2 separate regions of the Homo sapiens genome follow, and region 2 is linked to region 1. The links are chromatin loops, found by intact Hi-C in ENCODE. Cell type or tissue: endothelial cell of umbilical vein. All regions are shown on one strand. Links, peaks and the distances in the headings refer to the core of each region. The heading gives the core; the rest is flanking DNA. Region 1 overlaps TOP1 (DNA topoisomerase I). Region 2 has its middle 43 kb from the start of SNORD154.

What was found. Peaks named below come from ENCODE experiments on the same cell type or tissue, not always from the same donor. Only the 100,000 strongest peaks of a DNase experiment are listed, where the experiment ranks them.
Region 2: it touches region 1 in a loop (2.5-fold over the local background); 1 of 110 quality-filtered maps calls a loop at or near these places.

The regions. Positions count from the first base shown.
Region 1 is chr20:41,076,477-41,080,873 of GRCh38, reverse strand. TOP1 (DNA topoisomerase I) reads right to left here. Exons shown (of 21, transcript NM_003286.4): 5 at 3,237-3,292; 6 at 694-789. Among named protein-coding and RNA genes, the nearest start is that of TOP1, 50 kb to the right of the region's middle. In endothelial cell of umbilical vein, for the core only: a CTCF peak has its summit at 2,320 (motif pointing right); a DNase peak (open chromatin) is centred at 2,333.
Region 2 is chr20:40,755,160-40,759,556 of GRCh38, reverse strand. No RefSeq gene overlaps it. Among named protein-coding and RNA genes, the nearest start is that of SNORD154, 43 kb to the right of the region's middle. In endothelial cell of umbilical vein, for the core only: no CTCF peak of the experiment used is centred there; a DNase peak (open chromatin) is centred at 2,206; H3K27ac peaks cover 793 bases.

The DNA of each region.
Region 1 (4,397 bases), core at 118-4,117:
GGAAAAAAAATAAAATAAAATAAATAAAAATAAAAGATGAAAGTTTGGGAACCAAACACACAGCACACTAGCTACCACATAGCAGTAACTCACTGGAATGTGGAGGAAAGAAATTCTATATTGAATGAATACAAATGAGTTCACTAAGTATTTCCCTTCTCCCTTTCCATCCAATTTCTACTATAACAATAGCATAGTAAGCTATATAAGAGTGAAAATAATGAATATAATTTAATCTCATTGAATCTGGGGAAAGAGATACATGTAAGCCTCGACCGTTTTATGAGCAGTTTTATTATTTTTACACACTGAAACTTCACTTAGAATGTCTGACAGGAATAGGTCTAAGAGAAACTGCTTTAAGTTATCTGTGGTAGGCAATAAGAAATTTTAAGTAACTTAAATAATTTATTCTTCATGAATTCTGTATTATTTGAAATTTCTACAATAAATATCTATTGCCTTTTCAGTAATAAAAATTTATATAATCTTCATGTAAGCCTTGGGTATACTACTTGTTTAGCAAACTCTACTTCTCATAGTTCAGAGAAATCAGTCCATTAATCACAAATTCCAAATGAGTAAAAGCCAATTAATGCAGTTTCTATATGTATTATAAAGAAACACATCACATTTATTCTTTAAACTCCTCCTTTTTGTTTTCAAAAGTCAAAGTTTTAAGAAAATACTCACTCATCCTCATCTCGAGGTCTCTTTAATGGCTTTATATCCTCTTTAGGAGGAACAAAATAGCCATCATCTTCAGGTTCATCTTTAATTTGTGGTGGACTAAAGAGAAAAAAAATTGCTGGTCAGAGTGCTAGAACATCTGTATTCTATTAATACAAAGAAGGAATATGTCATTTCGTTGAAAAGAAGCTAACAGAAATAAGGATAACCACGTACATATCATGAAGATGTTCTGTGAGCACTTTTTCTCACTTCAATCCTGTGAAGTAGATAGTATTTGTCCTCATTGTACAGGTGAATGGGCAATATCAGGATTTGGGATCAAGACTCTTTATTCTAAGTCAGAATTCTTTCTCACTATTTCTTAGCTATCTTTGCCAGCATGGCACGAACCACTCCAGAAATAAACCTAAGGTGTTTTCTTGCCTTACATGGAAACCTACCATATATTTGACCCCACAATCTGAACTGATTGTTCCAGTACTCTAAAAGCTAAAGTACAGCTTTTACAAGGAAAGGAATAAACATTGATTTCCCCAACTTAGTACCTTAAAGTTCTAAAAATGTGGCAATAACGTACATGTATATCTAGCTACATGGAAAAATAACCAAGCTGACAACATTACAACAAAAGTAGGGCACGTGTTAAACCAGAATAAACAGAAGGTATCCTATGCCAAATCTATTCATTGTTCAACGTCCTAACTTAGGTTTACTTTATATACAGAAGAGTGTCTCACTACTATTTGTTAAGATCTTACCTTCAAAATATAAATATAAAAAGACAATCCTTTGAGACAAACATCTTGAACCAAAACAGAGAAGGAACAAGTAAAAAACACCATAGAGCCCAGCAATCACTGCAGCCATGGGATGCTCCCTGGCCTGGCACATCTCTTCAGAACCTCACTGCCTTAACTTAGTACAAGAAATGGCCTCCTTACATGCAGCTGCCCCCTGTGGAGGGATCCAAGGATTAAGAATCCCGACCCCACTGCAAAGTATATTCACAGGGTTTCAAGAGTACCTCCGACCAAAAAAAGCATACTGGGTCCCCTTGCTTGTGATAGAATTTGAATGTTTAAAGAACTTATTTTAGCACCCTAACCAAATGCCAGCTTCTACAGCTGTTCCCCCTCCTGCCTGAATACTGACACAGACCCTAGGGTCCAGAAGGAAAGAAAGCCTATCATTTACCCAACTAGTTAAGTAAATGCTAGATCCTAAGTTTGTCACACTGAAGACAAAAACTGTGGGAAGGGTTACTTAGGTCTGAAGGAAGAAGTCCTAAAACAATTTACCTGAAAACTGTATTCCAGTGAAGCATCTGGATTCTCTACAAAGACATATACACAAGCCAGCAAGGAGTCCAGCAAAGTGAACATAGAGACCACTGCCTCAAAGAAGGCTGTGTTCCTAATCTTCTAACCCAAAAAGTCTGAAAATGAATTCATGACTATGCACCAAGTCCAAAAAATTTATTCATATCAGTTTAATAAAAATCCAAGGCAGTCTCTTGGCAGAGATTAGCCCAGCAGTGCCTCCTCAGTCACTTTATCTCAGAAATCAAAATTCCTAGGGCAGCTTGCAGCTCTAATGCTTCCTGAATTGTATTATTCTGCATTCCTAGAACAATTATGAAACATGCCTGAAGAGGGCACCTGCTTTTCTCCTTGTCTAAAGGACCCCAGAGTACCAGGCACAATTGTCAAAAATTTTAACAAATGAAACTGAAAGTTCAAAGATTCAAGGAAGCAAAACTCTCAAAGTGTTTTGTCCCAGTCAATAATGCAAACACTTACAACCATTTCTAATAAATCCTTTCTGTCATTCAGTGAAGTGAGAATATGTAACAATAAACATCTAGTTGTTTCGAAACTAGAGGGGACCTCTGGGCTTATTTTAGGAAATTGAGGCTGAGGAAAACAAAATTATAAAGGTAAAAACAGTATAGGAAGTAACCTCTAGATTTTGCGCATTTTCCTCTCCTTCTAGAAAAGAGATAACATAATTCTACCCAAATCTACACTCATCCCTAACATGTAGGTCAAATGATCTTTTATATATAAGCCTCCCAATATTACTAATGATGAAATCAGACTAAGTGATTTTTCAGAAAACTCCATAATCGCTACTGAATATGAAGTTTCTTTTTAGAGAAATGAAAATGTTCTGGAATTAGTGAAGAGGCTGCAATACCTTGTGAATATACTAAAAAAAAAAAAAAAAAAAAAATGGTACACTGTATACCATTAAAATACAAATTTTGTGATATGCAAGTCAAATCTCAATTTTTAAAAATCTCTCCTGTCAACCTTCTCTATTCGAAATAACCTTCTGGAAAATGTGCTGGTCAGTCTCACTATATGGCACTGTAGAAAGGCTCAGGTTGGCTTAGACCGAGTCTTCTCACTGCTGAGCTTCTGGGAACCATCAAGATGGCCAGGTCAGTGGGTTTTGGGTTAACTCAGACAACACTACAACACAGGCAGCTGGCCTGCTGTCCACCCAGAGAAAGGGAAGCCCACGCAGCAGCAAAGTCTTACCTAGAGAAGCCATTTTCCTTCTCCTTCTTTATTTTTGCATCCCCAGAGGCTCGAACCTGAAAAGTAAAACAACAGTAACTAGTACCTTGAAAGGACTAAATTTGAAGAAACCTCTTTTTGAGAATATGTAGCATCAGTTCCTGGGACATCATGATCACAAGCTGGCTCTTATGTTACCAAAACTGAACAGATGAACTAAAGGTCCTGAAATGTGTCCAAAACTCGTTTTTAACAATTCTTCTGGGTGAAACTGTCCAACTCACTGAGAAAGGTTTCCCTTAAAAATGGCAGCTTTTTACTTTTAAGTGGTGGCAGGTCTCTTTTCCCCAATAAATACATTCCACTACTCAAGAATTTGCCATTGGCAGTGCAGAGAGGAAACAAAAGCAAAAACCAAACAAACAAAACATATAAACTGGGCCAGATGTGATGGCTCATGCCTGTAATCCCAACACTTTGGGAAGATGAGGTTGGAGGACTGCTTGAGGCCAGGAGTTCGAGACTAGCCCCGCCAACACAGTGAGACCCCCATCTTTATTTAAAAAACAAACAAACAAAAAAGTAGTCTATGCCCTGTCTTCTATTACTTAGGCAAAGTATACTCATGACCCCCTCCCCTTTGACTTCCTGCTTTCTAGATTCGTCAGAAAATTTATCTTTCAAAAAAATCTTCATATATACACACAAAGGGATACACACACACATACAGATATACAGAGTATCTATGGAAGAATACAAAACATAATCAGTATAGCGGTTGCCTCTGAGAAGGATGGGAGACAGTGAGTCAGGGGTGAAGAGATGTCTTCTTCACCATATTCCTTATTTCATAGTATCTGAATTTACCAAGTACAAAAATTACTTTTTCAAAGCTAAAATAAAAACAATCTCTTTTTAAAACTATACAGAGTACTATTCATTCTCAGCTGGGTGAGCCTAGTCATTTTTAGAAGGCTTGCACTGGTTATGCTGGAACCAAATGCCACAAAAGACACCAGCATCACTAAATTTTCACTCGGGAAGAACCTTTAATGAACAGAAGACCATCAAGGCATTAGGCCTTCTCCCAAAAACAATTAATTTTCCCTAATGCATTCTCAATGTATTCATTGGCAATATAAAGTAAAAAAGGTAATGATATGGACAGATCTGCCACTGTGA
Region 2 (4,397 bases), core at 170-4,169, 320 kb after region 1:
GGGTACTGCAAGGACTTAGACCTAGGCAGACCTGGACCTAAATTTTATCAGTCATATTTATTCACCTTTCTGAGCTCCACTTTTTGCATCTGTAAAATGCCCTTGTTTGAAAATAACACGATGGAGTATTTTTTAAGTTCCAGGCATAATGGTAAACCCTTTGCCTCCTCTCTTTTGATCTCTATGGTAGTCCTCAAGTAGGAACTATTATTTTTGAACTCTGGAAGCCTCACTCAAGGCCACCCACCTCCCCTTGTTTTTAACTGTGATGCTGAGTCTCAGTGGAGTTAAATATCTGTAGAGTACATATCACAGTGCTGGGCTTATTGCAGGTGCTTGATAAGTATTCACTGCCTCACCCCCAGCCAATTGCCCCAGCATTGGATGGGTTAGGAGCTGTCAGGGATCTGACATAGGAATGGGGCTTGCAGGGCCTGGAGGGGCTCAGAGTCCAGGGGCCAACATCAATCCATCAGTGAGAATTCACCAAGGCTATTAAGCCCTGGTGGAGGTGACCCCAGCAAAGGAAACAAGACATGCATCCTGTGATTGCTTTGTTGGGATAATTTTCCCAGCGAATAAAGAGAGAGAGGAGGAGCCTTCCAGATGGGAAGCCCTACAAGGGAAGGCTCAGCAGGGAACTGAGGAAAACTCCACTAGATTGGGGAAATCTCAGAGTCTGTGATTCTTTTGGATTTTTCAGAAGTCATCCTCTCTCCTTTCTCATCGCTGCTTAGCCCAGTTAAGCCTCTTCTAGGGAAATACTGCATTCGTGTTATTGATAAATGAAGATGGGCTTATTGACACAATATAAAGCCAACTCACTTTATCAACAGTAAAGCAAATCATACTGAAAAGAGCAAAGAGAGAAAAATGAAAATTAATAAATGAAGTTTATTGTTTTACGACAAGTTAGGTGTACACTTTCTCACCCAAACCTTTCCCTGCTGAGTTTTAAATACTCTACCTAAATCCCCTGGGTCATCCTATGTTAAATATCCTGTGTGTTTCTGTTAAGAACTTCAAGGTCAAAAGGCAAGTGTCAGCTTTTCTTTGAGCTGGTAATATAGTCTTTCATTCATCCAACAAATATTTATTGAATGTTTACTGTGAGTGAGGCAATGTTTTGGGCACTGAGGATACATCAGCCAATAAAATAGGCAAAAGTCACTGCTTTCATTGCGCTTATATTCTAATGGAGGAAGACAGAAAAAAACAACAAAACAACAATAACAAAAAAACTCAACCAGAACAAACATTAGGAGAAACCAGGTGAAACATATACGGGAGTCTCTGTACTATCTTTGTTGCTTTTCTGTAAATCTAAAACTCAAAAACACAAAATTATGTGTGTGTGTGTGTGTATTTGATGATAAATGCAATGAATAAAATAAATTGGGAAAGGAAATTTGGGAATGCTCTGGGGCAAGAGGAGGAGCTGTAGTTTTTAAAAGGCTGGTCTTTTTGAAAAAGTGACATTTGAGCAAAGATTCGAAGGAGGAAAAAGAAGAAGCCATGGGGATATCTGGGGAAAGGATGGTAGCGGAAGTGATAAGTGTAAAGTCTCACTGGTCCTAAGCCTCAAAGAGGGCCTCCAATGACTCCAGTATTCATGTTCTTGTGTAGTCCCCTCCTGACTGAATAGGGCTAACGTGTACCCAATAGGATATTGTGGAAATATGGGTTCCATGGCTGGGTCATAAAAGAGATGACAGCTTCAGCCTTTCTCTCTCTTGGATCACCCATCCTGTGGAAAGCCAGCTGCTGCCTTGTGAGGGCACTCAAGCAGTCAGTCCTATGGAGAAGTCCACATGGGAAGGAACTGAAGCCTCCTGACAACAGCCAGCAATAACTTCTGAGGCTTGTGAGTGGGCCACCTTGGAAGCAGAGCCCCCAGCCTTCTAATGGGTATAACTGCATTGACATTTTGGGCATAATCTTAGGAGAAACCTGGGACCAGAATAACCTAGCTATGCCACTCCCAGGTTCCTGACCCACAGGAACTCTGAGACTGTTTTTTAAAAAAGAGTTTCTTGTTTTAAGCAGCTACTATTTCGAGTTGTATGTTACATAGCAATAAATAACCAATACAGGTGTTGAGGTGAGAACATGCCTGGTTGCTTGAGAAACAGCAAGGAGGCACTGTAGTTGGAGTGGAGGTGTAAGGGTGAGAACAGGAAGATCTGAGGGCAGAGAGTGTGAGTCAGTTTCCTCCTGAAGAAAAGGCTTCCTCTCTCTGGGTATTATTATTATTATTTTTTCAGCAATTGGCTCTCCTGAGTGTTTCTCAGGCCCAGGCCTTGGGAACCAGTTTGTGATGCTCATTTTCTTCACTGCTGTCATCTTCTGAGGTGGGTTTACATCTCTTCTTCCCAGGAAGTCTGTGGTGGTGTTATCCTTCCTGAAGTGGTTTCAGTGATACCTCATGCTGAAACTTGGCCAATGTCTCTTTGGGCATTTTTTTTAAAGATCAGATCTGTTTTGGTAGAGAACCAACATAGATTTGAACAAAAAAGAGAGAAAAAGAATTTGATTAATTGAAAACAAATTTCTGTTCAGAGATGAATTCACAGAAGAGGTAAGGTTTGAGGGAGGCTGAGAAGTGGTTATGGGTAGTTGAGCAAAGGTGGTGGGTAAGGAAACAAATAGCAGAGACAGGGGGTAGGAGAAGGATCTCTACTTTCTGGGAATTCAACATCATTTGTGTGGAGATTGGGAAGAGGATATGGGGGACAGGCAAATGGAGGAAGGGGAGAGGATGCAGGGGCTGGTAAGGGAGTTGTGGGTGCAGGACTCAGCCTAAATTGTACCATGTAGGCCAGAGGCTCTCCTGTTGGGGAACTTCCAATCCTTCAGGGTTGGGCTGTCAAATGCTGGCACACCTGAGTTCTACTTAGGATTATTTTGATTGTAAGGGTCAGAAAATCCATTTCAAGTTGGAGCTAGGAAAAAAGAGAATGTATTGATTTCTGGAAGTGAAAAGACCATGGTTTGATGTAATTGGGGATTGATTTCTCTCTCTCTCTCTTTAGGTCTTGTCTCCTGCCATTTTGGCACCATTCTCCCTTAGGCTCTCCCCTTGTGTTTGCAACATGGTTGTTATTATTTTTTCTAGGGTTGAATATAGCAGAAAAGAGTAATTGTGTTTCCCCCAGCATACCTGGACAAAGTCTTGCTATTTACCATAATTGATGATTCAACTGGCTGTAGGGTATGTGCCCACTCCTAGGCCAGCCACTGCTATCGTGAGTAGAACTTTGATTGGCCAGGCTTAGACAATGTGCCAGACCTATTGGAACCTAGAGACTAAGAATAGGGGTAGCGTGACTGCCCAGATGGAAATCAGGCTGATGCTACCAGTGGGTGGGTGGGTTGTGTGACAAGATGCAAAGAGGCATGCTTAGTAGAACAGTCAAGGGTGGCATTTTATGGGCATATAGGGAGCAAGACCAGGGCACTAAGTCTACTCAAATTGATATGTGGTACCCATAGGTCTCTGTTAAATAGTCAGCACAGGTATGTGCCTTTATAGATTCTGTGAGGTACTGTTATACTATAGTCATGATTGCACCATCATTATTATTGATTTGTTTTATGCTATTTTGAATCTTTTAACTCCTTTGAGTTAGGGTAATGCTAGCTGCTGTCACAGATAAAGTGTAAAATATTATTGGCCTCAAAAAATTTTCCTTCAAGTGCAGAAAGTGAGTACTCAATTGACAGTGCTGGCTCTCTGTTCCACAGGGCCATTCATGGATTGAGGCACCTTTCGTTTTATGGCTCCACCAAGTTCTTGCAACTTAGAATCCTTTCTTCCAGCTAGCAGACAAGGAAAGAGAAGGTGGGGCAAAGGCACCTCTGCTTGGAAGGGAGAGGCATATACCTTTCACTCATGTTTCAGTGATAAGAAGTAGTCATGTGGTTCCGTCTAGTGCAAGAGAGGCTAGAAAGTGTCATTCCGATTGGGCAACCATGATCTGACAACCTCGTACCATGGAACAGGAGCATGCATTTTTGGTGGGCAGCTAGCCAACTTTGCCACAGCCTCCAAGTATATGGTCCCAAACTGTAGTTTTTAAAGTTACAGAAAAGAAGATATGGAGAATTACTGCCTAAGGTGACATCAGGACCACTGAATGATTTTTAGGCAGAGGAGGGACACATCAGATCAGTCTGTGCTTTGGAAACATTAAGGAGATGGTGGTAATGGAATAAAAAAAAAGGGAGTCAGGTCCCTGTTGTCCCCACTTCTGGCCCATTTTTGAGTAGGGCAATACTCAAGGGTGCCTTGCATTTATATTCCTACCATGTTCTGGGGACTCACCATGTGCCTTTTTGAAACACTGTCTGTTGACTTCTTAGCATAGCTGAGAGGCAGATACTATTATCTGCAATTT